Regions from separate parts of the Mus musculus genome. Here regions 1, 2 and 4 are each linked to region 3. A link is a loop called in an ENCODE intact Hi-C map of the cell type or tissue named here. Cell type or tissue: heart. All regions are shown on one strand.

Region 1 (8,000 bases), 190 kb before region 3:
CCTCAGATAGAGAAATTTGGGGAGGGAAGCCCCTGTAAGAGGTGCCCTTCCAGCCCAGCCCTCCCCACAGCACACCCCAGTCCAGTACCTGCTTCCCGAGGCCAAGGCCCAGGACTCAGACAAGATCTGCGTCGTCATCGACCTGGACGAGACCCTGGTGCACAGCTCCTTCAAGGTGGGCCCTGCCTGGCACCTCTCAGCCTCTAGTCTCTTGACAGGGGGAGGTCTCTGCTGGATTTCCACCCTTGGGATTCCCTCCCCGCCAGCTCCAGCCATTATTCTTTCCTTACAGCCAGTGAACAATGCGGACTTCATCATCCCGGTGGAGATAGATGGAGTGGTCCACCAGGTGAGGGTCAGAGGGAGGTGGGGAGCTTGGTGTCTGCACTACACCCAGGTTCCTCCCACCCTTCTTGAGCGAGTCCCCCATGGAACTTTAATAGATGGGGCGTGTCCAAAGCTCAGAAAGAGTGAGAACCCAAGACTACCTGGTACTCCAGAGATGGAGCCAGACTCCCAGACCTGCACACTGGGCTCCTTCTGGTCCTGTCTTGTGCAGCCCTCTTTCCCCTCTTACCCCTACTGCCCGGGACCCAGTTCAAGTAATTCAGGATAGGTTGTGGTGCTGACCAGCCTGTTCTCCATTACTTGGCTCGGGGGCCGGTGCCCTGCAGCCTTGGGGTGAGAGGGCTAACCTGGACTCCTGCATTTGGATAAAACCAGTGTGGGAAGGGGAGTGGCTCCCACTAGGTGAGGTGGGACCACGGGAATCCTATTCTTATCTCTTTAGGAATGGGGTATGGTTGGGGCAGCCTCTCTAGACTGCCCTTCCTCCTCCACTGTTCCTGTCCCCCTTTTGTGGATCACCCCTAAGCCTGTTGGCCAGCAGCTCCCTCACTGGCTCGTTCCCCAGGTCTATGTGCTGAAGCGGCCCCACGTAGATGAGTTCCTACAGCGAATGGGCGAGCTCTTTGAATGTGTGCTGTTCACTGCCAGCCTTGCCAAGGTGAGCCATTGCCTGGGGTCTGGGTCACCCATATCCTCCCTCCCACGTTGAACATGCAGCCCTGGACATTACTCATTCTGAGGTGACTTAACCGCCTACCCTAGTACGCAGACCCTGTAGCTGATCTGCTGGACAAGTGGGGAGCCTTCCGTGCCAGGCTGTTTCGAGAGTCGTGTGTCTTCCACCGGGGGAACTACGTAAAGGACCTGAGCAGGCTGGGCCGAGACCTGCGGCGAGTGCTCATTCTAGACAACTCACCCGCCTCCTATGTCTTCCATCCAGACAATGCCGTGAGTACACGGGACCCAGTGGCTGAGACACGGGACCAGGGCATATGTGGAGGGACCTCCCCAGCCCTGTGTGTGGCGGTAGTGGGGACTGGTAATGTCCTATTACCTGTATCTGCTCACATATCCCACTCGGCCTATGTATGGAGGGTCCTCACCTCTGGCTGGGGTCCCCATCTGACAGTCTTCAAAGCTGCCAGTCACGGCCTGTAATGGGATGGAATGAAGGTAGTGAGTCCCAGTTAGGATCCTGCTGAACGAAACAGTAAGCTTAAGTATATTTGTGGACATTTTGCACACTGGTATCTACAAATGAATTTCACTGTCAGCTGCCAGAAACAAAACAAAAACCAAACAAGTATGTGCCTTGTGGGCAGGAATTGGGCTGGACAGGGGACACCCCGGGACACCGGCGCTCCTCATGTCGTCTCTCCAGGTACCAGTGGCCTCGTGGTTTGACAACATGAGTGACACTGAGCTACACGATCTCTTACCCTTCTTTGAGCAACTCAGCCGCGTGGACGACGTATACTCAGTGCTCAGACAGCCTAGGCCCGGGAGCTAGTGAGGTGTCCTGGGGCCAGGACCTGCCTCTCATCAAGGCCCAAGCCTCTCCCCAGCAGACTGTGGGCGCCTGCCTTTGCTGTTAACACCCCCGGCTGTGTCATGGTCACGGCCCTGGGGAAGAGGTGTCTCCCCTGCCATGTTGCATGGAGGACAGTGAGCCCTTGGGCCCCTGTGTCAGTGCCTTCAAACTTCTTCCCCTCTTCTCAGGGGACCTGGGGGGCCCTGCCTGCTGCTCCCCACTTCTGTCTTATCCACGCTGCCATGTTTCTCTGTTGCCAAATTGGGCCTTTTCGCCCCAGTTCTGCTCTGGGGGTAGGGACAGGGTTTTTGCTGCCCCGTGCCTTGGATTCCCCACCCACCCACCCACCCCCGTCTGAGAACAGTGGACACCCAAGTGCCTTTCATAGAACCCTCTTTACTGGTCAGCTTTTCCCAGATCTAGGCTGACCTGAGAGGAACCAATTTCTCCCCTTTCCCTCCTCCCTCCTGGGATGACGGTGCCCCACCAGTTTGTACGTGGGCAGGAGAGGAAGAAAGTCTATTATAATACACTTGTAAAAGAGCTGGGGACCTTCCTCGGGAGGAACGCTCCCTGTCCAGCTTGTCCAAGGCTGAAGGCTGCTCCATATCTCACTTAAGCCCCAAGTCTCCCCAAAGCCCTGGGGCTCGGCAGGATGCCCCCGTGGTGCCATATAAATATGTATATGTGTATATAGATTTTGAAGGGAAGGAGAAAGGAAAGGGTGAGAACAAGACACTCTTCCTTAACCCTTCCCTGGGCCCAGAAATTGGGGGAGGGAGGGAAAGGATTTTTACATTTTTAAAACTACTATTTTTCTGAATGGAACAAGCTGGGCTGAGGGGTCAGGTCGGGTCTTCTGTCTGTCCCAACCCTTTTTACTCTTCATTCAAAAGACATTTATTGAGTACCTTCAGTGCCCAGCAGTGAGCTAGTCCCACCAGCTTAGTGGGAGGGGGTTGTCTCTGCTTCATTTTTAGGTGCCTCTAAACCCCAGATGTCACGTGCCTTCAGAGTATCAACAGGGGGTGGAACCTTCTTGTGGGGTTAGGGAGTCTCCAAACCTTAACCAAGCTGGCTCCTCCTGTGCCAACTCCTCCTTCCCTGTTCCGTGCAGCCTCCTCCATGGCCCCCCGCTGGCTGGGGGCAGCTCCTGGGTTTCTGCCTTCTGTTTTTAAAGCCCCTCCCCATACCTGCAGAGTCTGCAGTTCAAGCCCTTAGGCTCTCTCCCCAGATTATGAGGGTTAAGTGAACCCACAAACAAGTGCCAAGGGGGTTGGTGAAGGGAGAGAAGATGGCCGGAATCAGATGACCTTCCCAATTAAGTGCCTTCTCTGTGACCTGAGCACCTCAGAGTGATAACTAAAGAGAAAGCTAGACCCCCTCCTATTCCGCCTCTGTGGTTTTTGGGGAAGGGACCTGAAGTGCGAGAATGTCTCACATCTGTGACTGCAGTTTTGACTATTTTTCATAACCCTGCTGGACAGGAGGAAGTTAGCCAAGAGGGACTGCCTGGGCACTCGATCTGAGTTCGATTGCTAGAGCCCACGTGATGGAAAGAGAAAACGAACTCCCACAAGTTGTCCTCTGACCTCCTCACATGCACCATGGCACGAGCTCTACCCACCCCCCACCCCCAGATACACGCACTCTAAACAAATAAAAAATACACAAAAAGCACGGTGCCCCCACCTCTGGAATGCGGGGCGGGGCGGGGCGGGAGACGGAAGGCTGGGCAGATTAAGGCGGCCCTCGGCCGACAGCCTTCCGGGCAATGGGGCCAGCAAGGAGGAGACTGGGTGGGGCGGGCGCCAAGAGGCCTCCTGCCCGCATTTGCCCTGGCCACGCCTCGCGGCCTCTGGCCAGCGTTAGCCACGCCCCTTCGGCCAAATTCGTCTTCCGTGAACCCCGCCTGGGCGGGGCAGGAAGTGCGGGGCCAAGCTGTTGCTTGCCGCTAGGGGCCTCCCTGCCCTTGTGGACCAACACTGGGCTCCGAAGCTTGGCGCTCCCAGGGAGCTGATACCGTCCACCTTCCTCTGAAAGCGTGGAGCTTCAGACATCGTCCACACACAGTGGAGAAGGGGTGGTGTACACCTCCCAAATACTGGTCCCTATCCTCTAACTCAACCTCCTCAGGCCATCCCTTCCTTATCATCACCAAGAATTTAGCCCCGAGCTTCCTTTTGCTCCGCGCGCACGCGCGCGTGTGTGTGTGTGTGTGTGTGTGTGTGTGTGGTAAGGGGGTCCCGAAATAAATGTGAAACCGCCCCCTTTCGCATCTGCCTACCCCATTCCAGGAAACTCCCACCTGAAAAGAAGCCTATCCTGGAATCAGCTCTGGTCTGGAGCTGCATGGACCGGGAGAGCCTTTGGCAAGATTTATACCCTGTCCCTGGCCTTTGCCCGCCCTCAGCCAGGATCAGGCTTGGTTTCCTGCTCTGTATGCAAACGGTGGTCGCCTCAAATTTGCATCCCGGAGACCAGACAAGCAGAGCACCAGCTTTCCTTGAGACTCAAACTCTCCGATCTCACACCCTCTGCCCACGCATAATAAACTCAACCACATGTGTGGGCACTTGCTTGTCAGCACCAGCCAGTGTCAGGCAGTGCTTCTGCTCTCAAGGAACTCTTCTCAACATTACCGCAAGCAGCTCTAGTTCCCGGAGCTGGAGAGATGGCTCAGCAATTAAGAGCACTGACTGCTCTTTCAGAGGATCCCGGCTCAATTTCAAGCACCCAAATGGTAGAAGAAACTCTAGTCCCAAGAGATCCTATGCCCTCTTCTGGCCTCCGAGGGCACTGCAGGTGTGTGGTTCATAGCCATACATGCAGATAAAACACATATTAAAAAGGGGGGGTCGAGGGTAAAGAAGAAAAATGTCATTAATTCTAGAGTGATGGAGAGATGGTTCGTAACTTTTGGGGTTTTTTTGTTTTTTGGTTTTTTTTTTCCCGAGACAGTGTTTCTCTGTATAACCCTGGCTGTCCTGGAACTCACTTTGTAGACCAGGCTGGCCTCGAACTCAGAAATCCGCCTGTCTCAGCCTCCCGAGTGTTGGGATTAAAGGCATGTGCCACCACGCCCGGCGATACTTTGTAACTTTTAAATATGAGTATTCTTTCTCTAGGATCAGCTGCCACTACTGAACGTCGTTAATGTTTCTTTGGTGTTAGTTACTCCAGAGAGGCCTCTGAGGGTAAGTCCCTCTGGGGCCCATTGGGAGTATTTCTGGAATTAAAGCATGATTAATTAATTAAAAGAAAGTCAGAAAAAGAGAAAAAGGAAGTTAGGCATAGCGAGTGCAGGTGTGCATGCAACCTGAAATTTAAGGAAAGAGGTAAGATAAGTTTCTGGAGCCTTTGATAATTGTCAGAATCCCTTTCAGAAGCGGCTAGGTTCAGCACACTAGTAGAACACTTGCCTCGCGTGCCTGAAGCCTGGAATGTTATCCCCAGTACTGAAAAAGAAAAATCTGATGGTAAATCAGAAAGATTCATAACTTACTGTTTCTGTGGTCCATATCCTCAGCCATGAGGTAGCTAGTGTTATCCACCTGTTGACTGACGTCTCTCGACCCTCCAGGCCCCCTTGATAGTTGGCTTTTGTTTTCTTGCTTTGTGTTTGAATTCTGGGAATTGAACTATGGACCTCATAGATGCCAGGCAAGTGTTTTACCACTGAGAGCTGTACAGCAGCCGCAGCCGAGTCACTAAGACAATGAGGAGTACTGAGTACTGAAGTTTCAGTACTTAGGGTAAGTGTGAAGGATGAGTAAACTTGGGGAGAGCTGCTGTAGCCGACGACTCTGTCACCAGAAAGTGAATAAATGAGAAAGAGACGTGTCTTTTGAGACAGCATCTTGTGAGGTCCAAGAGATCCTCCTGCCTCACCTTCCAAGTGCTCATGTCAGCTTATGTCACTGGGGTCAGAATGTAGAGACTTTTCTTAACAGAGTGAAGTACTCTTTAGTTCAGTCAAGACTGTAACAATAAACAGGATAAACAAAGGTGCCTGGAGAGATGGCTCAGTGTTTAATAGTGCTTCCTGTTCTGCCAGAGGACCCACGTTTAGTTCCTGCATCAGCAGCTCACAACCACCTCTAACCCCAGTTCCAGAAAAGCAGACAGGTACCCCTCATTAATAAAAACAATGGACCTTACAATGATAACTAATAATTAATCGCGGTTGATAGTGGAGATACACACACCTGTAATTCTAGAACTTAAAAGGCTGAGGCAGGGGGCCGGTGAGATAACTCAGCAGGTAAGAGTACTGACTGCTCTTCTGCAGGTCATGTGTTCAAATCCCAGCAACCACATGGTGGCTCACAACCACCCTTAATGAGACCCGACACCCTTTTCTGGCATATCTGAAAACAGCTACAGTATACTTATATATAATAATAAATAAACCTTTAATATATATATATATATGTGTGTGTGTGAATATATGTATGTATGTATATATATATATATGTATATATGTGTATATATATATATATATATATATATATATATATATATATATATGCTGAGCCAGGGGCTGGAGTGATGGCTCAGTAGTTAAGAGCACTTACTGATCTTCTGAAAGGCCTGAGTTCAAATCCCAGCAACTACATGGTGGCTCACAATTATCTGTAATGAGATCTGACATCCTCTCTGGGGTGTCTGAAGACAGCTACAGTGTACTTACATATAATAAATAAATAAATCTTAAAAAAAAAAAAAGGCTGAAGCAGGAGGGATAGGAATTTATCCTATTGGCAGATTGGGAGGCCAGGCTGAGCTATGTAGAAAAGCCTTGCCTCAATATAACAACAACAACAAAAGCCAAAAAAACAAAAACAAAACAAAACGAAAGGATTTAAGCTAGGTTTGCTTTGGCTTTGCCTGTGGGGCTAACAGTGTTGTCTAGTTTCCCAATACCTGGTGGTAATTTAACCTGAAGGACCACAATTCCACTAAGAGAGGACAAACTCCTACTCAAGTGAGATGCCAAGTGAAACAGAGATAACTTCAGAATTAATTACTTATTGCAACACACACAAGGCAAAATAAATAAAAATAAGTTTAAAAAAATTGCTTGAGGCTCATGATGAACAAAATGTCACATGTGTATAGAAGAAATGGTCCAAATGGGCAGGGAGACCACAAAGATCGGGAGTGTCGTCACATCCTCAGTAGTGAGGCAGAGACTCTTGAATGGGCAGTGCCAGTCCAGTAAATGCTTACCGATTGGAGTCAGGTGACATGCTTCAAGTGACAGTCTAAAGACACTGGGACTTAGGAAAGCTATCCCTGGTTATTATCTTAGCTTCCAGATATTAATTTTGGCTTGTTTGTTTCTTTGTTTGTTTGTTTAAGACAGGGTTTCGTGTTACCTAGACTGGCTTCAAGGTTGATACACAGCTAAGGATAACCAGGACCATCTGAGCCTCCTGCCTCACCTCCCAAATGCTGGGATTACAGATGTATTCCTCACCGGGCTCTAGAGGTCAATTTAGAAGGAAAAAGTTCTAGTTACGAACTATCTGATTTGCATATCCGGATACCTTCATCCCGATAGTTAACACCCAGCGCCAGCCACTTATCTCGGTCCAGTCTTGCTAGAGAAAGTGCAAAATGTAGTTAGTGTTATCTGTTATAACTAGAACCCTGACTCACCGAGACCCACAGGAATGGAACCTGCAAAATACATCGTGCCATCCAGCGTGAAAGAGAATTTAGGAACTGATCAATGACCGCAGCGCTGCAATGCTGTGGATGTCTGTGAGCGGCTTGGGGGTTTGAAGAGCACACGGATGCCTAGACACATAAGGGCAGCCCCTGGGGCTTGAGCAGCGACTCCCTGCTGGAGGGAAGCTTGCAGAGCAGGGGTCTGTGAGGTGACTTGAGGGAGGAGGATGAGTGAGACTCCTGAGCAAGGCTTCAGAACTGGCTGTAGCAGGAAGTACAGAAAATGGCAGGAATGACATCCAAGTGGAGGAGCATGGCACAGCAGGATAAGAGTGACCTCTCGTATTTTGTTTTATTTTATTATTTTATTTTGAGATGGACTATCTCTGTGTATCTTTGGCTGTCCCAGAATTCCCTCGGTAGACCAGGTTGACCTCAGACTCAG
Region 2 (8,000 bases), 730 kb after region 3:
TCAAACTGATGGGCTTCTGTTAACAGCTCTAGACATGTCCATGAACAACCCAGCTGGCTGGCTCAGAAGCAGACACAGGCCCCGGAGCTACAGTTACCACCCAAAGCCTATCTCCAGTCACAGACAGGCAGGGAAAGGCAGGTTAGAAAGCAGAGGAGGGGCAAAGGGTAGAAAGCTGAGAAACAGCCTGACTGGGGGAGAGAGACAGTGAAGAACATGAAGGTGACCAAGAGGTACAGACAGCCCTACTGAGGTCCCAAGGATCCCAAAGAAGGCTGGCAGGGGACAAGGAGGAGCTTTAAGTCAGAGGCAGAATGAGAGAAGCAGAAGAAAGTGAGAATTGTTTTTCATGGTGGCAAGGCCTGTTTTCAGACAGAGGTCATTAAGGAAAAGTAAAAGACACCATGGCACCCTGAACACTGTCAGCTCCTGGTCCCAGAGCAGCACAGTAATAGTGATGTCAAGGCTACAGTGCATGGGCCCTTCCCAGTGCCAACAGGGTGAAGGCCTGGCTAAGCAGCCATGTCTCCCCAGCTCTCGTGCTGCCTGGGCTGCTCTGGCTTCTCACCTGCAGGGCACAGAAGCAGCTGTGCAGATTGTCCAGTCGAGGAGCGAAGATGAACTCTTCATAGGCTCCACCCAGGACCTAGAAAGACAGGAGGAACACCTAAGTGCCCGGGCCCTCACCACTTCTCCCTGTTCCCAAGGGCCAGAGCAACTCTTGACTGTTGGCTCAGGAAACTATTCTTGCTGTTCAGCAGAGAATGAAGGCCAGGAAAGGGCATCCTACAGCATCTGACTTGTCTCAGAGGGGCAGGCCAAAGGAGGGCTAAGTGGTCAGTCACCAAAAAAAAGAAAAGCAGCCAGCGATGGTGGGGCACACCTTTAATCCCAGCACTTGGGTGGCAGAGGCAGGCGGACCTCTAAGTTGGAGGCCAGCCTGGTCTACATAGTTCCAGCATAGCCAGGGCTACACAGAGAAACCCTGTCTAATAAAAACAAAACAATGCCGACTAAAAGGAAGAAAACAGCTAACACAAACATAGGACCAAGGAGCCAAAGACTAGCAGCTCCCTACTTAGCACTTGGAAGGCACCAGGCCTCTTGCCCTCAGAGGTTCAGAGCAGACAGGGGCCATGTCACACATCACCCCCAGTCTCAGTAGGACGGTCTTCTGGGGAGATGCTCTGCTTATCTGGGAACTACTGAAAGCAGAGGAAGTGCCACCAACTGGGAAGAACAAGGATGAGACTAACTGAGGAGCTTCGGGGATATGCTATGGCTGACAGGGACCCTGGAGGACCCCACCACGAGGGCCTACAGCCACTCCTTACTGCAGGCTGGGTGTCTGCCAGGCAGAGCTCCATCTCCATGATGCTGTCAGGACTCAGGCCCAGATGGGTACAGAGCAGGGACATGAGGACCGAGTGGTGCCGCTCATCCTGTAAGGCAGGGGATGTTGGAAGGTGGACCTGCTCATCCTTTGCCCCTCTAGGGGACTGGTCTGCTCCCCTCTGCCCACCCTCTCCGGGCCAGGGGAGCTTCTTACAGTGGCACCGAGAGGCCCTGGTTCAGGAGTCCCTTTCTCCAGCTCTTCCTGAACTGCTGTGGCAAGAATAGGGACTCTGTGGGGAAATGGGTTGAGAGAAGGGAGAGGGACAGCCATGAACTTCTAGTCCTCCGACTGATTCCCAGCGCACTCCCCAAATGGATAGAACTGGTTTCCAAACGTGGAACTTGACCACTAAGGGGTGGTCCTCTGTTCCCCAGTGCCATATCCCACCCTCACAGCCATCACAACCCTGGCTCGAATGTGGACTCACAGGTGGATCTCTGTGTTGGGCCCAAAGTTCTCATTGATATTTCGCTGCAGATGGATGGCCAGATGTGGGATGCGCAGGATGGGCCGTTCTATATGGACGAGCCTCTGCTCCAGCCGGCCTGAGGTAGGGCACTGTGGCCAACCGGCCAGGTCAGAACTGGGCACCTCCCAAATCCAGCTGATAAAATCCCTTACTAAACCCAGAATAATCATGTCCCCTCTTCCCCACGAGGACTCTTCACTGGTACACTTAAGAAATGGGAAGACATTCAAGCTTCAGGCTGCCGGAAGTGAGAGCCTCCCCAGTTCCTAGCCCCTCGATACCACCTTGATAATGACGCGTCCAGCCAAGGTCAGGTCCCGGTCGAACCATGTGCTCCAGATCCCACCGCCGTAGGTCTCAACACCGACCTGGTGGTAGCCCACCTGGCTTCGGCGCGATTTGCGTTTCACCTGAGCGTAAGAATGAGAAAAAAGGGAATGTCTGAAAGACAACATCTGGAAGGGAGACTCAGGCAGTAAGTTATACAGAGCAGATAGCACATCAGTTGACAGCTGAAAGTGTATGTGGGGAACATGAGAGCATGGGGCGGGTCTACCTTCTTCCCGGGACCTTGGGATAGGGCCTTGCAAACTCTACCTCCAGGATCTCTTCTTCCCAACCGCCCCCCCCCACACCTCCCTTCAGTCCAAACAAGTCCTAACTTCTTACCCTGAGACAGGGACTGTCCGTGTGGGCCCCAATGAGGCTGAAGCCATTGCCAGGAACATACTGGCCCCCCACAGCAAAAGCAATGATGGAGGAGGAGTTTCTGGTTAAGAAGTACTGGGGGAGAGAGTTGAAAGACAGGGGCGTGAGTTGCTTTATGATCCGGGACACAGGCCTTTGCAATAGTGTCTGCCCCCACGCTATCCCTTAGTACCTTGTTTTCTGGTACGATATCCCAGCCCTCTGTTTCCTTGAGTTCACGGAAGCCAGCCTGGAGGAGGCGGCTGCGGCACTCAGCCACGACTGTAGGAAAAGGGCTCTCTCAGCGATGGAAGTTGGTCAAGTCACTCCCACTCCTAGCCTCCCTAACCCTGGTCACCTACCGTGGAAAGGAGAGGGACTCCGGTTCACGAACTTCAGGAGCTCTCGGGCTGTGGCCTGGATGGCCTCTTTCCGAGCCCTGCCGTTCATAGCCATCTACAGGGAGAAGTGGAGAGTTCAGGTGGCTGCCGGGTCTAGGATCCCTCTTTCAGCCCCCTAGAAATGAGAGCCCCAAGGCTCAACCTCTGCTTCCGAGGACTTCACTGGCGACAGATGTGGATTCCTAGCTCGATCGCTCTCGGCTCAAAGGTTCAGTCCCAGGGCAAGAGGACCTCCACCCAGTTTTGTCCCTGGAGTACAGGATCGGAAAGGCCCGCCCCCTAATCAGATAATCCACGCCCCGCCCAGCTAGGAAATCCCGCCTCCAAGAGGACCTCAAAGCTGGAAAGGCCACTAGCCGGCGCGCCACCGTGTCCGGAATCAAAGCACCACTACACCTGTCCCTTAGCCCCGTCAGTCACTAGACAGCCCTTCCGGCTCCGGGAAGGTCAGGCCACCTCGGAGGGTTTCAGTTTTACTTTGAAACCGGAGTACGCCCGTGTCAGCGCCGCCTTAAGCTTAGCTCCGAAAGGGCGCGCGGCCTGCCACCGAGCCGAAGTGGAGGCGGGACCGGCAACAGCAACACACCTGCATAGCCCCACCGCACTCCGCTCCAGGAGCCGGACTCCGGCCCGCCCCTGACGCTCCGCTCCTCCCTCCCGGATCAGGCCTCGCCTTCGCCGAGCTGTGGGCTCCGCCTCTCGTCAGGCCGCACCGGGACTCCGCCTCTACCAGGCCTCGCCCCGCCCCCGCTGCTCCGCGAGCTCCGCCCCTGTCAGGCCTCGGTCGGGTTCCGCCCCCTCCCGCTACTCGCTCAGCTCCCGTCAGGCCTGGTTCCAAACACGCTGACTGCTCTGTGCCAGTCAGGCCGCGTCCCGCCCTCACTACTCCGAGAGCTCCGCCCCTGTCAGGACGCGTTCCGGTTCCGCTCCCGCCTCACCGACCCGCCTTCCTCCAATCAGGCTGCGTTCTAACCACGTGGACTAGTCAGCTCCAGTCACACCGCGCCCCGCCCCACTGTTCCACTAGCTTTGCCCCGTTAGGAGCCACGTCTCATGACCCGCCCTCATTGCGCCACTAGCTCCGCCCCGTCACGCCTACTCTCCAGACCTTGTCTCCGCTGTCCGGGCTTCCTTGGCAGGCCCCGCCCCTGATGCCTCTCTCGCCCCGCCTCCATCAAGTCGAGTCCTCCAGGCGTTGACCCCCCCCCCTCCGCCCTTTCCTTTGTCAGCGGCCTCGAAGCCGCTGCGAGGCGTTCCGCTCCTGGAGCACCCTCAGGCAGGACGGCCCACCGCGGCGGCGGCAGCGCGCTCTAGCGCCCCGGTGGTGTTAGCACAGCCGCTGACTTCCATGAGTTTATGTTATGATAAACGTTATCGTATGTAATTCTCACAATTTTACTGTCAGCATTTTGTAGACAACGGAATTATGAGAGTAATCTGTCTCTAGTTACAAATGGATGGCACAGCTGGGCTTATGACTCCATAAATTAGTGTGCAGAGCCTAGAACAACTGCAAGAGACTTTCGTAGGCTTTTTTCTATCCTCTTTGGTTAAATGTTATGCTACTTAGTAGGTCTCAGAGGAACACAGAAGTCAGTGACCTTTTCAACACAGCTGTTTGGGTGGCCCTGAGGTTTGATTCTGATACTCATGATTTTTTTTTTCTTTCAGACAGGATTTCAGTTTTGTTCAGGCTTTTCCAGAGCTCACTATGTAGCCCAGGCTGGCCTCAAATCCATGGCAATCCTGCCTCAGTCTTGCAATTGTTGGAGATACAGGCATGAGCCGCCCCTACTGGCTCTTTCTACTCCTTAAAGCAGTTGAGGGGGGCAATTCCAATATTATGTTTCCATGTCAAGAATGTTGAATAGCAATCTTAAAACTCATCCATACATCGATGGATCAGGACTCTTGTGGCTTTGAGGTTCAAAACAGAGTCGACCTACCATGAGTGTAAAAATAGTCTTTCCAGGGATCACAGGTCTCTGGGGTGGGGGTGGGGGGCATCTGTTGCTTTTATACTTGGGATGGAAATGAACAGGGATAGATTCTGGAAAGGTCCTGCCACCCTCACTTCAAAGGGGGCAGTTTCAAGATCCGTTCAGTGGGTGACAGACTACATCTGTGTAGCTTCTTAATCATCCTTTAGATATCATTGTATCCCTACTCATTTGTACAGTTAATTAATTACTCATTAATAATTATGTAAGTCGCATTATGTATGAAGCTGAGTGCTAAGTGGACCATGGGAAGGATGTTCTCATCTGTTCTCTAAGGTCTGGTTACGTGGGGGAGGGGCTACATTCTAAGCTACTGATAGCTAAAACAGGGTATGGTTCTCCATATGAGTGGGTTCTGCATCGTTGAATCCAACTAAGTATTTGGGGTCCTGTGTATTAACTAAGCAGAAAGTACAGACATATTTTAAAAGTAGTATTTATGAGAGCGAGAGATGCTATTAAACTCCAAGTCATGAACATATGAAAGCCCGTCTCATGTCAACCTAGGAAATGTGAGTTTAAAATGATGTTCTGTTTTAATTGATGAGGTAAACAAAACCGGAAACGCTTGGCGATGTCAGGCATTGAAAAAGGCTTGGGGTAACACTTGCCTTTACACTCGATGTTCTGAAATGTAAATATTCCATATGGCTGTTTTCAAGCTATGAACGTGATGCCACTAGAGCTAGACACGGATTTGGGAAGAGTTGTACAGAAAAGCAAGCCACTGTGTGTGCTTCTGCCCGGCAGATGCACTGGACATAAGTAACCTGTACAGCAGAAAGTTTAAAATGTGGTACGATAGTGGAAAAGCTGATGGTTTTAAATTTTAACTGTCTCTGCAATATAATTTGCTTAATTGTACCATAATGCTTTGAGGATTGCTGCGGTTAACAACAGGGTCACCGAATCCTTGGGAATCTCACAGTCAGTTCTCATGAACTGGTGCAGGTCAGTACTCCACCCACACTCACCATCCTTGCTATGAAACATACTGCCAATGAAATACCAGACTGGGGGCTGGAGAGATGGCTCAGTGATTAGAGCGCACTGAGCTGCACAGGGACTGTCCCTCCAGCTTTGCTATGTCACCTCTGGCATCAGGCTGTGATAGTAGTTGCTTTGCAGAAACTTGAAGTCACTTTTGCTAAAAACATGGACTCATCCTTTGGACTTGTACTTCAGATTTTTGAATGGGTCAAAAGTCTTGGCACATCTTTCTTTCATATTGTCCCTGTCCCTGTAGGAGCCTATAAGGTGGAAGGAGAGAACTGACTTCTGAAAATTGTCATCTGCCCTCATGTTTGCCCTGGCATGAGCAAGTCCACACTCACACACACACACACACAAACCCATCACACACACACACATACATACACACACACACACATACACACACACACATATACACACACATATACACACACACATACGCACACTCACACACACACATACACACACACACACTCACACATACACACACACATACACACACACATACATACACACATACATACACACACACACACACACACACACTTTTAAATTGTCTAAGACTATAGTGCTGGATTAGTGCGGCCTGTCGCCATTACGGCTGTGTTGAGTATCTTATACCCTGCCCTTTTCCTCTCCAAACAGCTCAAGCACCTGCACTTCCTCAGCCTCATCAGGACGTTCAGACTAAATGAAGGGGCCAGGACATTTGTGTGACAATGAGTGACTTGGTGGTTCCTGGGTTAAGTCACTACACATTAGCCTGCAAGCCACAAGACCAGAATGTTTGTGCCCAAGAAGGAAAAGATCTTTTGAAATCTTTCCCATGACCAATGGGCAATTACTAAGCCTTAATCCATTCCAGGAAAATCAATGAAACTTTGCTGCTTGCTTCTGTTCAGCGAGCAGCAGCCTGATCTCCCTTTCAATCACTGCTCAGCATATTGCTCTGGCTCACATGAAGTTGGCTGACTCAGTCTGAAGCTATAGTAAAGATGCCCTGCTTGTCTGTCTTGTCTGCAATGCAATGTGACTTGGTATCCTCTCCCCCGTTTTCTTTCCCCTCTGTGTGTGTGTGTGTGTGTGTGTGTGTGTGTGTGTGTTGAGACAGGGTATCACCAAGTAGCCCACACTGCTCTTGGGCCATATCTAATTCATGCTAGCCTCCAACTCGCAGTGAGCCTCTTGCCTCAGCCTCCCCAACTATGGGATTATAAGACTTGATCTTATTTCTACTGTCTCTGTACTGTAGGATCTGCGTTATCTGGTATCAAGTTGGCCAACACAATCAGTATCTGGGAAGTTTTTAGAAATGGAGAAAATCAGGATGCAGTGGTTTGAATATGCCTGGTCCAGGGAGTGGCACTATAAGGAGGTGTGGCCTTGTTGGAGGAAGTGTGTCACTGTGGGGGTTGGCAATGAGACCCTCCTCCAAGCCACATGGGAGCCAGTCTTCTCCTAGTTGTCTTTGGAACAAAAGGTAGAAGTTTAAGCTCCTCCATCCCGCCTGGATGCTGCCATGCTTCCTCCCATAGTGATGATGGACTGAACCTCTGAGCCTCTAAGCCAGCCCCAATTAAATGTTGCCCTTTATGAGTTGCAGTGGTCATGGTGTCTCTTCACAACAATGAAACCCTAAGACACAGGGTTTACCAGTAGACATAAGACATTGCTAGATTTCTCTTTTTCGGAGCCGAGGACTAGACCCAGGTTGCTGTGGATGCTAGATGAGCACTCTACCACTGAGCCACACTTCCAGCCTGATTTTACTGCTGTGATTGAGACAGTGTATGACAATGTGACTCAGGCTGGCCAGGTAGCCATTATGTAGACCAGGCTGAACATGAACTCTTGTTTCTTCTGTCTCAGCTTCCTGGGTAGTGGGATTGTGAGTGGATACCACTCTTTGTTCTTTAAAAAACAAAATCTCAAAACATTCAATTTTACCAGTGAAGACTCAGAAGCCAGATGCTGGAGTGAAACCTGCCAGCTCAGAGAGACAGAGAAAGCACCGAGCTGACCTCCTTACTCTACCTATGTCCCATGGAGAAAAA
Region 3 (8,000 bases):
TCTCTTTATTTCTTCTTTGTGAACTACATATAGGCATTCATATTCATTCATTCATTCATTCATTCATTCATTCATTCATTCATTCATTCTCTCTCTTCTCAAGACATCTTACTGTGTAGCCCTGACTGGCCTAGAATTCACTATGTAGACCTCTGGCTCAGAACATGCAGAAATCCTCCTCAGTCCTAGAATTAGAGGTGTGCACCACCACATCTAGCTTAAAAAAACAAAGCTAAACTAAAACTAAAACCAAAAACAGTTAACTCTTAAAATTTAAAAAAACTAGCTTTTTAAAATTTTTTACTTAAAAAAAAAAAAACCCACTCATTTATATAAAATGTGTATATACAACATGCACATGTGGAGGTCAGAGGACAACTCATAGTAGTCGGTTCTCTCCTTTCACAACGTGGGCTCTAGGGACTAAACACAAGTCATCCTGCTTAGTGGCAAATGTCCTTATTCACTAAGGCATCTTGCCAGGCCCTAAACTTGCTTATGTTAAAATGTTTCTGTTCTTCATTTTTGAGACAGGGCCCCAGTATGTAACACTGGCTGGTCTTGAACTCACAGAGATTGGCCACCCTCTGTCTTTTAAGTACTGGGATTAAAAGCGCAAACCAATACATAGTCCATTTATGCTCTCTCTTTACCCCCAGAGAGAAGTGTAGAACTCTTACATGGTCTAATTACCTAATTTCCCCCAGCATTCTTTGCTATTATCTTACACTGTCAGAAGACAAAGCTTAAAACTGTAACTGAGAGATAGCAGTTAAAACACGGAGTTTGATAAAAATGAAAGTTTTAGATGTACAGAGAATAAAGAGAAACTTCCTACTGGATTAAATAATATGCCCTCCCTCTTAACAGCATGCCCTGGGTGTATGCTATACATACACAGGAGACTTGAGCAAGGAAACAGCACTTTCTTCTGGAAAGCCTTGCCAAACTCAGGATGGTTGAAGAGGCTGGGCCTCTGGCCTAACCCTTGGCTGGCTTAGGGTCAGTACAGAAGAAAGCCTCCCCAAGGACTGTAAGAGCAAGGACAAGCCAAACTGGCAGGGGTGTCAAAAAGGTTTCTTGTTCTGGATTACTGCCCAGCAGACACAAAACTCTTTTGGGATAAACTTTGCCAAGTTTGTTACAAGGCTGTATGTACCTTGCCAGCCTTCCATCAACATGCACCAACTGCAAACCAAATTATAGCATCTCAGGGTGTAAAAATAGCATGCTACCTTGTGTTCTCATCACATTCAAAGACAAGGACCAAAAATAGCACAGATGAAAAAACTCAAGGCGGTGTCCCACTGGCCTGGTAGCAACTATGTTTGTACCTGAGGTCTCTTCAGGAGCTCCTGGGGACAGAGTTCCAGTTACTGCTTCCACAATGATCTCCATGTTCCCTGGACCCTCTTCAGTAGCTGTGGCCTCTACCAGCAGGCAGCCTGGGTCAGCAGGCAAAGGTGCAAGCTCCCCAGAAGCACAGGTATTCTGGACAGGGCCCAGGATTCCATGGTTTGAGAGAGGTGGGGGAATCAACAATAGTTCAGAGCACAGTCCATCCATCTCCCCAGTGCCATTAGCCAGCTGGGATGCCAACACAGGGTCTGTCATTATCACTGATTTGTGTGCTGTGGTCTCCTAAATGCTGACAAACCAGAAAAAAAAAAAAAAAGCTATATGTACATATATATATATATATATATATACACACACACAGTTAGAACTCTTAATTTCTCTTAAGCTGGCCCACACATTTAATCATTTCCTTCTATAGCAACATGCCACACTTTATTATTCTAAACATTTTCAAAACAACATTCAATACAAAAATATGAGATTAAAAGTCAGAATTAGTAGAGAACCAACAAGCTGAGGCTGACTAAATTAAAGATTACAGGTTCTGGTTCCTGCAAAGTAACCCTGGCAACAAAACTGAGTGGGGTCAAAGGCTCTCTCTCTTACTACTCGATGGTCTCATTATTCCTCAGTATAGATATGATACGATTCCTTCACTTATGGTCCTCATTGACCTACCTCCCCAGGCATCCCTCCCACTCTGCCCTCCTAACCTGATGATCTGCCATTCTCTGACTCACTTTTTTGCTTACAGACCCTTCTACTTTCTCACCCCTCCCATTCAACCCATCAAAATCTCTTGTCTAGCTAGTCAGATACTCCTTAAGAAAACAAACATTTCTGCTATGAGTGTGTCCTAACATTCTTAATTTTCTCTTTTCTGTTGTCCTGAAAGCCTTTGTATGTAGTTCTGTCAGAAACCACACTGTGCTGTTGTTTCTCTATCAATCTCCCTTCCTAGATGTATAGTTCAGCTGTCCAGAAAATGGTGGTGGACTCCCTGAAGCTGGGGTGCTTGTCAGACACCTGATTTGGGGGGCTGAAAACTGAACTCAGGCTCTCAGAAAGAGCAGCATTTACTCTTAACCACTGAGCCATTTCTCTAGTCTCACACTTTTTAAAAAATGTGTTGTTAGGGATCAAACCCAGGGCTTTGTGCATGCCAGGCAAGCACTGTACAAATGATCTATCCCAATACTGAATGTGGAGCTTTGAGGAGTTTATTGGCATTTTTCACTTCACTGGACCCTAAGCATCAACAAGCTAGGTAAGTTAGACAAAATGGAAATTCTAGTGGACCAGCTGAGTTGCAGTAAACCCAGATCTTTTAAACTAAGGTATCAAGCCAGTGGTTCCTCAAATACAAGGTAAATTTCCAATTCACTAACTTACTAAAGCCTCCAGTGGGAACACAACTGAGAAACAAAGGTATTAAACTGCATGTCCTGTTCAACTCGACTGAAATAAATGAGATAATCTTTTTAAACTTCCAGGACTCAGGAGGCAAAGGCAGGCAGGTATCTGTGAATTTGAGGCCAGCCTGGTCTACATAGTGAGTTCCAGGACAGAGCTAAACAGTGAGGCCCTGTTTCAAACAAAACTGGGTCACTGAGTATGTGCCAGGTGAGAGTGGCTAGTTCTCATTCTACAGAATCCCTCCACGTAAAAACAGCACGAGGGCTGTAGGGATGGCGCAGTGATGAAGAGCACTGACTGCTCTTCCAGAGGTCCTGGGTTCAATTCCCAGCAACCACATGGTGGCTCGCAACTATCTGTTAATAGGATCCGATGCCCTTTCTCCTGTGTCTGAAGAAAGCAACCGTGTACTCACATACATAAAATAAACAAATATGTCTTTAAAAAGCATAACAGCAGGAACAGACAGCAATTCAAGAAGGAGGCAGGGAAGTGCACTTCCGTGGTCAGCGAGGCTTTTTGGAAATCACAGCCCCCACGGACTACTAATTATTGCTGCTCTAGGCGGTCTTCCAGCCCATCACATGGCCTCAGGAAGATGCGGGGGAGGAGGTAGGAGAGAGCCAGAAAGAAGTAACGTGCTTTTGAGACTGGAGAAGCAAGGGATACCGAAGCCTGGGGAACAAGGCAACCCTGCGTAGGCACCTCAGTTCCCACGCGCCTCTGGGCTTTGACTCACCGTGTAGCCTTGAGTCGATGCACTTGCCTCGCTTCTCAGGACCTCAGCTTTCCTGTCTGTAAAGTGGAGGCGGCGGCGACGACAGCTTTTACACTGTGGGGCGACAGCCAAGTCACGAGATACAGCGGAGGAGAAAGGCGTTTTGGAACCTGCAAGGCTTGGGATGATGCATCGTCACGGTTCTGGTCCTGAGGAGAGGCAGCGGATACCCGGGCGGGGCCCGGAGCTGTGACGCGACTGAGACGCCCGAGTCCAGCAGAGATGCGCCCGCGCCCCTCTCACCGGCGCGCTCCCCGCAGCACCTCCTCCCGCGGGCTCCACCTCCAGGGCCCACTCAAGCTGGAGCTAGAGAAACTTTTACCTTCAGCTCACAGCGCCCGCACTTCCCCTGGTTCCCGCCGACAGCCGCTCTCTCACCTCCTACCCGTGGGCTGGCGGGAGCTGCATCTCTATGGTCCGACTGGGACTGGAGTGGCTCCTCGGGGGCCTTTGATGTGGCCGCCCCCGGCCCAGGCGCCTCTAGGAATCTGACGTGTGGCAGCCACTCTGTCTCTCTTCAAGGCCCGTGCTACTCTATGGTTTCCCCTCTATGTCCTTGAGTACCCCCCTTCTGAAGCCCCAAAGCGGAACCATCGAGAATTGCAGGGAAGAGTGGCAAGGACTCCGTGGTGGGTGTGGCCGGAAGTAGATGCAGCAGTCCGGGGCGGGACTAGCGGCGCTGCCTCTTCGTAGGCCCGGCGAAACCATCGAGTGTGAGGGCCAGAGAGTCATGGAGGGAAGGGGGCGGAGTGACAGATTTCTCTCTCCCACGTTCCTGGAAGCGCGAGCAGGTCTGTGTATAGGGTGTCCGGGAGTCAGCTGCTGTGTGTCAGGGTTCGGGAGCCGGGGGCCAGGAGATCTTCGTCAGCGGCTCTCCATGCAAAGGTGCTTTGGAATTCTGGATCACAGCTCCGAGCCTTAGCGGAGGTCACGGCTGTCAATTCACCAGTGGGCCGGTGTGCCAGGCAGAGGAGTGGCAGTGGAGAAGTGTTGCAAGGAGAGGTGTTCTGGAAATAATTGCCATTTTGTCCCCTTAGGCATTGTCTTAAGTTAGGCTTAGTCACATCTTAATTGGGTTGAATTTGAAAAAGGCTCCAAAAAAAAAAAAAAAGAAAAAGAAAAAGGCTCCGTGGAAGAAGTAGACTATATGATCTCAATGAAAAAGAATGCCTAGAATAAAGGGGTGGGGGTCATTCGGTACCAACAGAACTGAGAGAGCTAGAAGTAGGTAGTGATTTGCTAGTAAAGGTACGCATTCTAATGTAGGCATCCCTGCGTATCCGGCTGTGGTATTTGAACCCAATGGGAGCAAGGCACCAAGGGTGCTGGAATACAAGTGACAGAATTGTAGCGTGTCTGGGATTGGTGGGTTTGGATGATGCAGGTGCTGAAGGTCCATTCAAATATCACCTCAAGAACCAAAATAACTTGCAAGAAATAGTTTAGGTGAGAAGTAATAAATGTCTGTACAGGACATTAGGAACGGGGTGTAAGGGAGAGGATATTTGAAAGACATTTCTGATGGTAAGGCATGTGGTCATTGACAGAGCAATGGAAAAATCACCTTTGCCGATTCCATTCAGTGGGGACCCTTCTGTCTAGCTCTTGCCAGGGACCAGAGTCTTGCCTTTCTAGTATCCTGATGTGGAGCTGGGTACATTGCTTTTTGGAATTGAGAAACTCTCCAAAATGGCCTTCTGGCAAAAGGTCTAACTGAAGAGCAAAATGGATTGAAGAGCCTGGGGTGTTTGCTGTGGCATTCCAACACCATTCCTACTCCACTGAAACACAGTCCTGCTGACCTGTCCATCTTGCTTCTGTGGGAGGGAGCGGAGCAAGATTGACTGGTCTAGTTTCTATACTAGTCTTATGCTTTCTTCCAGTTCTGCTACAATCCATCCCTCGGTTTTGACAGTGCCTCAGAGCCTATAAGCATCTGTGCTGCTTCTTTTCAAGATGCCATTTTCAGACTTTGTTCTGGCCCTTAAAGACAATCCCTACTTTGGGGCTGGATTTGGGCTGGTAGGTGTGGGTACGGCTCTGGCTATGGCCCGGAAAGGAGCCCAGTTGGGTCTAGTGGCATTCCGGCGCCATTACATGATCACACTGGAAGTCCCTGCCAGAGACAGAAGCTATGCCTGGTTGCTTAGCTGGCTTACCCGACACAGCACCCGCACTCAGCACCTCAGTGTTGAAACCTCATACCTTCAGCATGAAAGTGGCCGGATCTCCACCAAGTTTGAATTTATCCCCAGCCCTGGAAACCACTTCATTTGGTAAGATAGGAAACTAGGTAGGGCTCTGAGGAGAGGGTGGATCGATGGAGGAAATTGGGTCACTTTGACAATTTTATTCAGGTATCAGGGAAAATGGATCCGGGTAGAACGAAACCGAGACATGCAGATGGTAGACTTGCAAACAGGGACTCCTTGGGAATCTGTCACCTTCACGGCCCTGGGCACTGACCGAAAGGTTTTCTTCAACATCCTGGAAGAAGGTATGAGATGGGACAGGCAGGCTATCAAAGTGGGGAGGTTGGGCATCTGCTGCTTGGAGAGGAGGAATAAGGATCCGAGTCCTTGGGAGAAGGGTACCAGGTCAGAGCTCTACCTGACTGAAGCATCAGCATGATCAAGGGACTGTTTTACTTCCTTGCTCCCAGCTCGAGCACTGGCCCTGCAGCAGGAGGAAGGGAAGACTGTGATGTACACAGCTGTGGGGTCTGAATGGCGTACCTTTGGTTATCCGCGCCGACGTCGGCCACTGGATTCTGTAGTCCTACAGCAGGGTCTGGCTGACCGAATTGTCAAAGATATCCGGGAATTTATTGATAACCCCAAGTGGTACATTGACAGAGGTAAGCAGCAGCTGGAATCTAGCCGAGTTTGTAGCCAGGTGAAGTTACAGGAAATTCTAGCTCAGGTGAAAGGGAAAGAAAGCTCGTCTATGAGAATATCTTTTCTGCCTCTAGGACCACTAGCAGGGAATGGAGCTGAGGGTAGATGTGGACACCTGGGCCAGAGTACATGATTCACTGTAGGTCTTGTTTATCCTGGTTATATCCCTAGGCATTCCCTACAGACGTGGCTACCTTCTTTATGGGCCCCCTGGTTGTGGAAAGAGCAGTTTTATGTGAGTAGTCAAATTTTCTTGACTTTGAGTAACAGCCTTTGCAGAAAAACTGGGCTGAAATTATTAGAAGAGGAATGAATCTGGGAAGCAAGGATCAGGATAAACATGAGATCCATAGATATATATCAAGTGAGTGGTATAGGAAACAGGCCTTTGCAGCCTACCTCCTAGGACTCCCGAAGTCTTCAGGTTGCCTAGGACCTCCTTCCATGTCACTGTCCACAGAACAGCCCTGGCTGGAGAACTGGAACACAGCATCTGCCTGCTCAGCCTCACAGACTCTAGCCTCTCAGATGACCGGCTCAACCATCTACTGAGTGTAGCACCACAGCAGAGCTTGGTGCTCCTGGAAGATGTGGATGCTGCTTTTCTCAGTAGAGACTTGGCTGTGGAGAGTAAGTGTGGATGCTGGAGATGGGAAATCTTTTGTTTTTAGTTTAGTGTGCATGTGTGTGCAGGTGCACGTATGTGGAGGTTGGAGAACAATTTGAAGGCAGCTCTCACCTTGCACCCTTTGTCTCTCTCTTGTTGCCCTACTCCTGTCACTGCTTTCAACGTGCCTTAATATTTAGGTATGTGCCACCAGAAGCCACTGCATCCAGCAATTTACTTGGATTCTGAGATCACACTTGGGTCTTCGGGCTTGTGTAGCTGTTTGTCTGTTTTAACCACAGAGCTATTTTCCTGACCCAGGGAAGTAGTTATTTAAGACACTGAGGGCCAGAAGTAAACAAGGAACATTTTTGGAGGCCTAAGTCATCAACAAGAAATACTGATAAATAAGGAGTTGAAGTGGGGGCTTAGGGCACGATTTTAACTGAGACATGACTTCTCACATTCCTGTTATCCTCTAGACCCTATAAAGTACCAAGGACTAGGCCGCCTCACCTTCAGTGGACTGCTTAATGCTTTGGATGGTGTAGCCTCCACTGAAGCACGAATTGTGTTCATGACCACCAACTACATTGACAGGTAAGGAGACAGGAAGGCAAAACTTCACACCTAGGCCGTGGGAGAGTTGGTGGGTTGAGGAGACCATCTCAGGAGCTAGCAGGACTGCTGGCTGTCACTGTGCTTTTCCTCTTAGGCTGGATCCTGCCCTCATACGTCCCGGGCGAGTAGATCTGAAGGAGTATGTGGGCTACTGCTCACACTGGCAGCTGACCCAGATGTTCCAGAGGTTCTATCCAGGGCAAGCACCTTCTTTGGCTGAGAACTTTGCTGAACATGTCCTTAAAGCTACATCTGAGATTAGTCCTGCCCAGGTGCAAGGCTACTTCATGCTGTATAAAAATGACCCCATGGGGGCTGTTCA
Region 4 (8,000 bases), 82 kb before region 3:
ACAAAAAATAAATAAACAAACCGTCATCTCATCTTTACTAGTTTCAATTTAACCTGTTGCTAAAAAATATAAACTACTCTTACAGATTTCCCAAGAACTTTCTTTCCTAACATAAAAATCATAAAATAGAACCTGTAAAGAATTGCCCAACCAGAAAAGGAACTAGCTGCCCAAGCTTTACGACATGAGTTTGATCCCTGCATCCAACAGTGAAGATTGAAATGACCCCTGAAAGATGTCTTCTGACCACATCAACATACATGCCATGTTTGAATGAACATGTACACAGAGACCACACAAATAACATAATTTTTTAAAATTACATACAGTAAGTTTATAAAGGAGATAAAGTTCATGTCATAGTGGAAAAAATTATCTCTAATTTACAAAAGAAAAGATTTACCTCCATTAGACAGTCTGAAATCAGAATGATTTCACACAATCCTGTTCCTGATTCACACAGGAATAAGTAAAAAAATAATCCTTAACTGGAGCCCCAGTTGTTCTTTGCCCCCTGCTCATTTTCAAACAGAATCCAGGCTTCCAGCATGCTAACCAAGCACCAGCTGAGCCATACTCCTACCTGTTTTCCTTTGATGTGTCCTTTGCAGTAGAATTCTTCTGACAAGAGTATCTGAAGACTGATGCTTTCAAAACACATGATGGTTCTTACAGCATCTTACACTTTAAATCATTACAAGCTTATGCAATTTCCAATTTGATTCATTTAACCAATTCTTGAGAAAAAATGTGAAAATGAGTCCCTTTATGTTTACTTTTTTTTACCTAGTATATACGTGTGTGTGTGTGTGTGTGTGAGAGAGAGAGAGAGAGAGAGAGAGAGAGAGAGGTCAGTTGTATTTGCAGGAGAGGGTTCTGCCTAAAGTAGCTTTTATCCAACTTGGGGGTTGAGAGTAAAGGAAAAAAAAAATCAACAAGGCTTCTCTGAGAAAGCATTACTTAGACTGAAAATTAAGGCATAAGTTAATTGAAGGATGGCAGCACTAGTGCTGGAACAAGCCAGATAAACAGAGTAGTGTATATGCAAAAGCCTAAACCAGAAACATTGTATGTCTACATAAATTAGTGTGGCTGGAGGTTAATTAAAAGAAAGGGAAAGGTCAGAAGGTGAAGCTAAAGAAGTAGGAAAGAGCCGGGCGTGGTGGCACATGCCTTTAATCCCAGCACTTGGGAGGCAGAGGCAGGCGGATTTCTGAGTTCAAGGCCAGCCTGGTCTACAGAGTGAGTTCCAGGACAGCCAGGGCTACACAGAGAAACCCTGTCGCGAAAAAAACAAACAAACAAAAAAACAAAACAAAACAAAACAAAAAAAAGAAGTAGGAAAGAACCAGGTTATATAGAATCTTGTGATTCTGAAATGTTTTCCTTAAAAGAGAGAGAGGGGGGGGGGGGCAGAGACAGGTGGATTTCTGAGTTCAAGGCCAGCCTGGTCTACAAAGTGAGTTCCAGGACAGCCAAGACTATACAGAGAAACCCTGTCTCAAAAAACCAAAAAGAGAGAGAGAGACAGACAGACAGACAGACAGACAGACTTATAGCCAAGGCTGGTATATCTGAGGATTTGAATGTCTGCTCCTCCTGTCTCTGTTGGCTTTATGTAGTGCTGGAGCACAAAACTAGGGATTTGCCTGGCGGTGGTGGCGCACTGCTCACGCCTTTGATCCTAGCACTTGGGAAGCAGAGTCAAGCAGAGATTGCTGAGTTCAAGGACAGCCTGGTCTACAAAGTGAGTTCCAGGACAGCCAGGGCTACACAGAGAAACCCTGTCTCAAAAAAAAAAAATAAATAAATAAAAAAATAAACAAAGAAAAAAATCCCTAGGGATTCATGCATGCTAGGGAAGCATCCAGCAACTGAACTGTATCCCCAGAACATTATTTTACATTTTATCTTAAAGTAATGAGCACCTTGGCAATGAGAAAGCCACTGAAGGGTTTCAAGCAAAGAAAGTATACGTTATTTGAATGAATGGATAGTGTTGAGTTTGGGAAGAAGAGAAAACAAGAAAAACAAAACAAAACAAAACCCAGGGAGATCAGATAAGAAAGTAGTGTTTTTAACTCATAATTACAATAATAATTCTTACTTGACAGATTCTGAGTGTCAATACTTTAGGGAGTTTATAGCACTCATAATAATCCACTAAGGTGAGAACTTTTGTTTATTTGTTTTTAGAGACGGGTTTTTCTGTGTACCGCCACCCCCCCAACCCCAGCTATCCTGGAACTCACTCTGTAGTCCAAGCTGGTCTTGAACTCGGAGATCCATCTGCCCCTGCCTCCCATTACCCAGGTAAGCTAAGAACTCTTACTCCTATTCTACAGGTGAGAATAGGAATAAGGGAGATCAAGTCCCTATGAAAAAGAACTGTGGTTTGAATTAGAAAAGTCAAAGTGAAGAAGGTCAGAAATAAATGCAAAACATATATTAGAAGTAAAACAGAACTTGGAAAGGATATGAACACATAGGATGAAGAAATCAAGACTGCTTCTCAAGCTTCTACCCAGTGTCACTGAACAAATGGCTATGTGTCATCAAAATGGACATGCATGCCGCTTGTGGTGTAGTGGACACTGGAAAGGAGAGAATTTGGGTACAAGAGACAGATTGACTCCAGTTTTTAAAGGTATCATATTTGAAATTCCTAAGGGGAGAAAAAATCAAGCTGAGATGTTAAGCAGACAGTTGGCTATTTGAATATGGAGCTGAAAATAAGAAAATCTCAAGTTATCAACATATAGCAGAATTTAAAGCTTAGAGAGAAATGGAAGTACAACAGGGGAGAACCCCAGTCCAAAACCAAATCATTTACCCTGACAAAATTTCTTACCAACTGATTACATCTGTCCTTGGGTCTTCAGTCCCTCCTTTTCCTTTTGCCAGTATGCAACACTATTCTTTTGAATATTCACCCAAATATTAACATGACAAATGACAAACATCATACAAACACACTAGAGCCTATCTGTCTGGCCCAGAAGCCTCCTCTAATACTTAACACAATAAACCAAAATGCCCCCTTAACATTCCCTCTTAGATTAGTTCTTTCAACTATAGACTCATCAGGTACTGTTAACTCGCCAAAGGAATATCTGAAAAACACTACAGTACAACTCTCCAACGACACGGAACTTTATTACCTTTTTATTTTTCTCCAGATTTTGATTTAAAATTGGTTCAATAGACACCGTCAGTGTCCTGGCTAGATATGGGTAGCAACCAAAGGCACGACAAAAATTACACTCCCTTTCAGCGAGTAATGTCTAAGAGGAGTAGGAAAGTAAAGAATGGTCAAGCGGGCGTGTGAATATCGCAGTCAAGGTTTTAATGGATATGTGGCAACAAAGTCACCTGTAAAGACAGCAGGCCTTGCAGGGAGGTACGCTGAGACCACCTGAACCTTGGTGAAGAGAGGCCAGATTTAGAATGCAGAAAGCAAGTGACAACACGGACGCGTTAAAGGAGAAGTAAAGGGGGCAACACTCGAACGGGGCACCTGTAAGGCATTGGGTATCCAAGGACCCGGGGCGGGCTAAGCAGCAGCCGGGAGAACTCTGAAGTGGACGCCGAGTGGGCGGACCGCAGGGGTGGGGTGGGGGTGCCGGGGAAAACGGCTCAATTCAGAAGCTGTCCCGGCTCGTCTTACCTGCGCTAGAGGGTCCCAGCTCCGGACAAGCTTGCCGGAAGCACAAAGTTCCCGCGGAGGGGGTGGAGCCGAAAGGCTCGGAAGGAAGGGGCTCTACTAGCCCCAGAGAGCGAGGCCGGTCTCTCTCCTAGCACACCTAAACCCGCTGATGGCGGGAACTATGACTACACGCAAACACGTACGGACGCACGCACTCTCGACGCAACCAGTCCAGGCGCGTGCGCGTAAGCGCGCAAGTCCCGCCCCTCAAGCATTCGCTCTGCCCCTCACCATGCCCAGCCCCTAACCCGGGCGGCCCCGCCCCCGCCGTGACGACACTGTAATACACATGCGCACCGTCCACTTTACCAACTTTGGCCCTCCTACCATTTTCCTCACGCGCAACCGCTTGAGCATGCGCAATTCGTGTCCTTCCAAGCCTGCTGGCCTTTTCCCGCCCTTGTCTGGCCTTCGGGAGAAAGTCAGAGTTCACGTCTCTCAAAGGATTTACCTGCGATGCTGTGGGGATACGAGGGCCAGTAGTTTGCAGACGTCATTTTGATCCCGAATCTGAAGGTTCAAAGAACATACTTTGAGATTATTTGCTAGGCCGAGGTCCGGGAGGCGGGAAAGGGCTGGGTGGGCGGAGGGTCAGAGGTGAGAGGTCAAAGGCCCGCGAAGGGGGCGGAGCGAGGCGGAGGCGGATGGCGGCACTTCATCTTGGGCATCAGAGCCGCTGAAGCTGGGACGCGGGTCCGGTGCGTCCGGCGGGAGGAGGAGTGCGGCGGCCGCTCCAAACATGCACAGCCTGGCAACGGCAGCGGTGAGTGGTTGCTCCCGCTCGGATGTCCGTCTCAGCCTGTTTTCTAGCTCCCAGATCCGGGCCCTGAGTCCAGCTGCTCCTGCCCCTAGTCGCAAGGTCTGGGGGTCTCCACACGCCGACCGTGGCGGAGCCGGACCCCCGCTGTTCCCTCTCATCCCCTCCCGCCCCCTCTCCTGGCCTGGCGCGCGGCCTCTCGCGTTGTTTGCCAGCGCCAAGGCCTGGTCCCGCGCCCCGCGCTGCCCCAGCAGGCCATTCATTGATTCCTTTGCGCCTGGCGTCAGTTTATCTGGACGCGGGTTGTGAATGCTGGGCGTCGGCGGGGATGAGGATACTGCCACGGCCATTCGCTCTGGTCCCGTGATCCTAGACTTCCTCGCCTAGGCACATCTCAGTGGTTCGGAAATGGGCTTCTAGCTCAAGCCACTTGCTTTTTGCATGAGGAAAGACTTCCTCACGCCTCGCGTTTTATCTTTTAACAAGAAAAGCAAATCATGTATTATACCTCCCTAGAGTCGTACTATGGCTTTCGGTTAAATTTAGAGAAAGTAGACTCCTTCCCTGGCCTACAAGCCCTGTATGATGTGGTCCTTAGTCACGTTTATGGGCTTGGTTTTTGTCACTTGCTCCCTAAGCTCCGACCAAGAAGTATATGAACTTTTCTGTTACATATTCTCTACCTGGAATGTCTTTCTTAGGACTCTGCCTCCATACATACACACAAGTTTACCTCAGAGTGACTTTTTCCGACCATATTCATAGTAGCTTGTAACCCCAACATTTTCTCATATAGAGCACCGATCCCACGGTTTAATTACTAGACTTTTATATTTTATTTTACTTTTACTTGTGGGTTGTCTGTACTCTGTAAGTCAGGGGCAAGTATTTGGTGAGGCCTGTTCACTTGTTTTCCCCACCACTGGGACAGTTCCTACTACAGTAAGGTAAGCACTCAAATAATGCTGACTGAATGGCTACACTCACAACCATACTGGAAGCAGCATAGTTTAAAGACACTTCCAAAGGCCAGTTTCACTTTGTTTCACCAAGGGGAAATGCTATCAGGAAAATAATGTATTTAGATTACATTATGAGACAACGTAACATAATGACTAAATAAAATATGAAAAACTACCTTAACTTCAAGTATAAAAAGAAATATTTAGGACAGCCGTGCTTGGGATTTCTGTGAATTTTGAGGCCAGCCTGGTCTATATGGAAAGTTCAGGCCACCATGATAGCATAGTGATATCCTGACCAAAAAGAAAAGAAAAACATCCTCCAGAGGGTGGTGGCAGCACCTCTGTAATATCAGCTCAGACAGGCAGATCACAAGTTCAAGACCAGCCTGGCAATTTAATAAGACTATCTCAGAAAACATTTTTAAAAAGATGGGTAGAGATATTAATTATAGGAGAATATTTGATCTGGCATGTGTGACACCCTTGGTTCAGTCTCCAGAGACTCCTCCCAAAAGTAAACAATCTGATTGGCATGACAATGCTTTTAATCCCAGCACCCAGGGAAGCAGAGGCAGGCAGATCTCTGCATTCAAGGGCAGCCTGGTCTACAGAGCGTTTTATTTAGGCCAGCCTGAGATACACAGTAAGATGCAGTCTCAAAAGGGAAGAAAAAAAGCAAGCGACTCAGCTAAGTGTAACTGAGACCTAGACAGGAACACATTGCTCAGGAACCAGTGAGGTGGCCTAGTGGGTAAAGTCACTTGTTGCCAAGTGTATTGACCGGAGTTAAGTCCCCAGAACTCACAATACACACAAACTAATAAACATTCATTTAAAAAAAACTAAGAACATACTACTTCATGAAGTTGATTTCTTCTTTTCAGAGCAAGTAATATTTTATATCCTGTCTCTGTTTATACTTGTTAAAATTCTTAAGGGACTATAGTTTCCATAGGTGTGTGTGTGTGTTTATTTAAGCACAAATAAAGTATATATGTAAGCCACATACTCATTTCCTTCATTGTCAGCCTGATTGGTAACTGAAGGCCAGCTGTGTTGTTTTTTTCTGTAGTGATTTTGCAGTTCTTAGAGGAAACACTGAGAAATCTCAGCATAGTAGATTTGTTACAAAGAAACATTTCAAGCTTTCTAATGCTGTAGACCAGAAGTTTCCAGAAGCCACTGGGCAGCATGTACTTCATTTTGTTCCCATGATTATGCTAGTCATGAGAATCTAGTCTTTTAATCTTCTCCATACCTTTTGTCAATCAATACCTCCGGGTTTCCTGTCACCCTTAGTTTTGACATTGGTCTGATTGGTCCTCTTTTTGATGATCTCACTTCACCAAGGTCTGGGATGAGCCATTAAGGGAGGAAGGAAATGGCAGTCGACTGACAGACAATAATGGGAAAGAAGCCCCTAGCTGCTTTTGTTCCTTCTTTCCCAGTTATACATATTATTTGAGACTCATCAAGTTGAAAGGTGGCGGTGGTAAGCGAATTGTTCAAGGTTAGATGGTAGATCTCAGCATCTGAACATACATGCTTCAATACCAGTCTCCTCTCCTCTGCCCAGATTCTCATTTTCCTTTTTTTCCCTCCCTAATGCATTATTTGAGTAGCTGTTATAACTGTGGCACATTAAGCTAACCATAGTGGTACGTGTCTTTGGTGAGCAGGAGGGGGCAGATCTCTTCAAGTTCAGGACAATCAGGGCTACATAGACCCTCTCAAAAAGCAAAACAAAAACCTGTGGTACGCTACTTATAAAAAGTTCTCAATATATAGTTCTTCAAACTACATTTATAGTGCCATACATAAGTTTAAAAACATGCGTTATGCTGCTTGACCCACATGGCAGCTCTAACAGTTTTTTTTGTACCAGACATTCATTAGGATAATTGATAAGGGATAAGACTGAAGGATACAAATTTGACCCAGTTTCTTCACCATCCCCTATGTCTACAATTCATACTGTTATGTTATTTTGATCTGAGCAGAAAAAAATAATACAGTTTGCTAGGAACTGAGATGGAGCGTTACACACAGCAGTTCCCACAGTAACCTAAGTCTTGAGAAGATGCTTGAGTTTTGCTTAATAATGAAAACTAGTGATGTGCTTATCTGTGTGGATGTACGTGTCCGGAGACCGACCAGAGGTCAACCTTGAGAGTTGTTCCTCTGGAGTGGTACTTGAAATGGGGTCTCTGACCTGGATCTTGCAGATTTGACTAAGTTGGCTGGCCAGTACACCTCAGTGATCTGTCTGTCTGCTTCTACAGCATTGGGATTACATGGGCAACCAAAGCCAGCTTTTTAGGTTGGTCCTAGAAATTAAACTCAGATCCCATATTTTCAAGCATATTACTGACTGGACCATCTCCCCAGCCCTAAAGTTACTTTTTTTTTCCTTCCCTGTTTATGTGTGTGTGTTGCTGTGAATTGAGTTTGGGGCCCCATATGTACTAGGCAAGCGATCTACTACTGAGCTATTCCCAGCTCTGTCTTTATATACACACACAGGGGAGGGGGGACCATACCTTTAGCAAGGAAATTGGAAATACTATTAAAG

Evidence for each region. Peaks named below come from ENCODE experiments on the same cell type or tissue, not always from the same donor. Only the 100,000 strongest peaks of a DNase experiment are listed, where the experiment ranks them.
Region 1: it touches region 3 in a loop (2.0-fold over the local background); 2 of 42 quality-filtered maps call a loop at or near these places.
Region 2: it touches region 3 in a loop (5-fold over the local background); 12 of 42 quality-filtered maps call a loop at or near these places.
Region 4: a loop joins it to region 3, with 5 times the contacts of the local background. A loop is called at or near these places in 14 of 42 quality-filtered maps.

The regions. Positions count from the first base shown.
Region 1 is chr1:74,393,727-74,401,726 of GRCm38, forward strand. It overlaps Ctdsp1 (CTD (carboxy-terminal domain, RNA polymerase II, polypeptide A) small phosphatase 1), which reads left to right. Exons shown (of 7, transcript NM_153088.2): 3 at 71-175; 4 at 293-349; 5 at 914-1,006; 6 at 1,111-1,296; 7 at 1,730-3,559. The coding sequence ends at 1,858. Mir26b (microRNA 26b) reads left to right here and starts at 584; the gene lies at 584-668. In heart, CTCF peaks have their summits at 3,828 and 4,662 (motif pointing left); DNase peaks (open chromatin) are centred at 225, 785, 3,825, 4,635 and 2 weaker places; H3K4me3 peaks cover 1,800 bases; H3K27ac peaks cover 2,023 bases.
Region 2 is chr1:75,313,796-75,321,795 of GRCm38, forward strand. It overlaps Dnpep (aspartyl aminopeptidase), which reads right to left and starts at 3,222. Exons shown (of 15, transcript NM_016878.4): 1 at 3,096-3,222; 2 at 2,915-3,008; 3 at 2,746-2,834; 4 at 2,535-2,648; 5 at 2,150-2,275; 6 at 1,824-1,954; 7 at 1,550-1,625; 8 at 1,335-1,442; 9 at 569-646. The coding sequence starts at 3,008. In heart, CTCF peaks have their summits at 3,335 and 4,295; DNase peaks (open chromatin) are centred at 1,396, 1,856, 3,266, 3,966 and 1 weaker place; H3K4me3 peaks cover 2,529 bases; H3K27ac peaks cover 2,872 bases.
Region 3 is chr1:74,584,050-74,592,049 of GRCm38, forward strand. Zfp142 (zinc finger protein 142) reads right to left here and starts at 3,979. Exons shown (of 9, transcript NM_001310668.1): 1 at 3,515-3,979; 2 at 1,335-1,648. The coding sequence starts at 1,614. Bcs1l (BCS1-like (yeast)) reads left to right here and starts at 4,240. Exons shown (of 8, transcript NM_001305652.1): 1 at 4,240-4,344; 2 at 5,437-5,829; 3 at 5,911-6,050; 4 at 6,216-6,410; 5 at 6,622-6,685; 6 at 6,911-7,080; 7 at 7,540-7,657; 8 at 7,773-8,000. The coding sequence starts at 5,510. In heart, a CTCF peak has its summit at 4,145; DNase peaks (open chromatin) are centred at 1,132, 3,392 and 4,132; H3K4me3 peaks cover 2,709 bases; H3K27ac peaks cover 1,678 bases.
Region 4 is chr1:74,501,993-74,509,992 of GRCm38, forward strand. It overlaps Usp37 (ubiquitin specific peptidase 37), which reads right to left and starts at 3,829. Exons shown (of 24, transcript NM_001310662.1): 1 at 3,668-3,829. Cnot9 (CCR4-NOT transcription complex, subunit 9) reads left to right here and starts at 4,068. Exons shown (of 8, transcript NM_021383.5): 1 at 4,068-4,469. The coding sequence starts at 4,446. In heart, no CTCF peak of the experiment used is centred here; a DNase peak (open chromatin) is centred at 3,949; H3K4me3 peaks cover 3,574 bases; H3K27ac peaks cover 2,544 bases.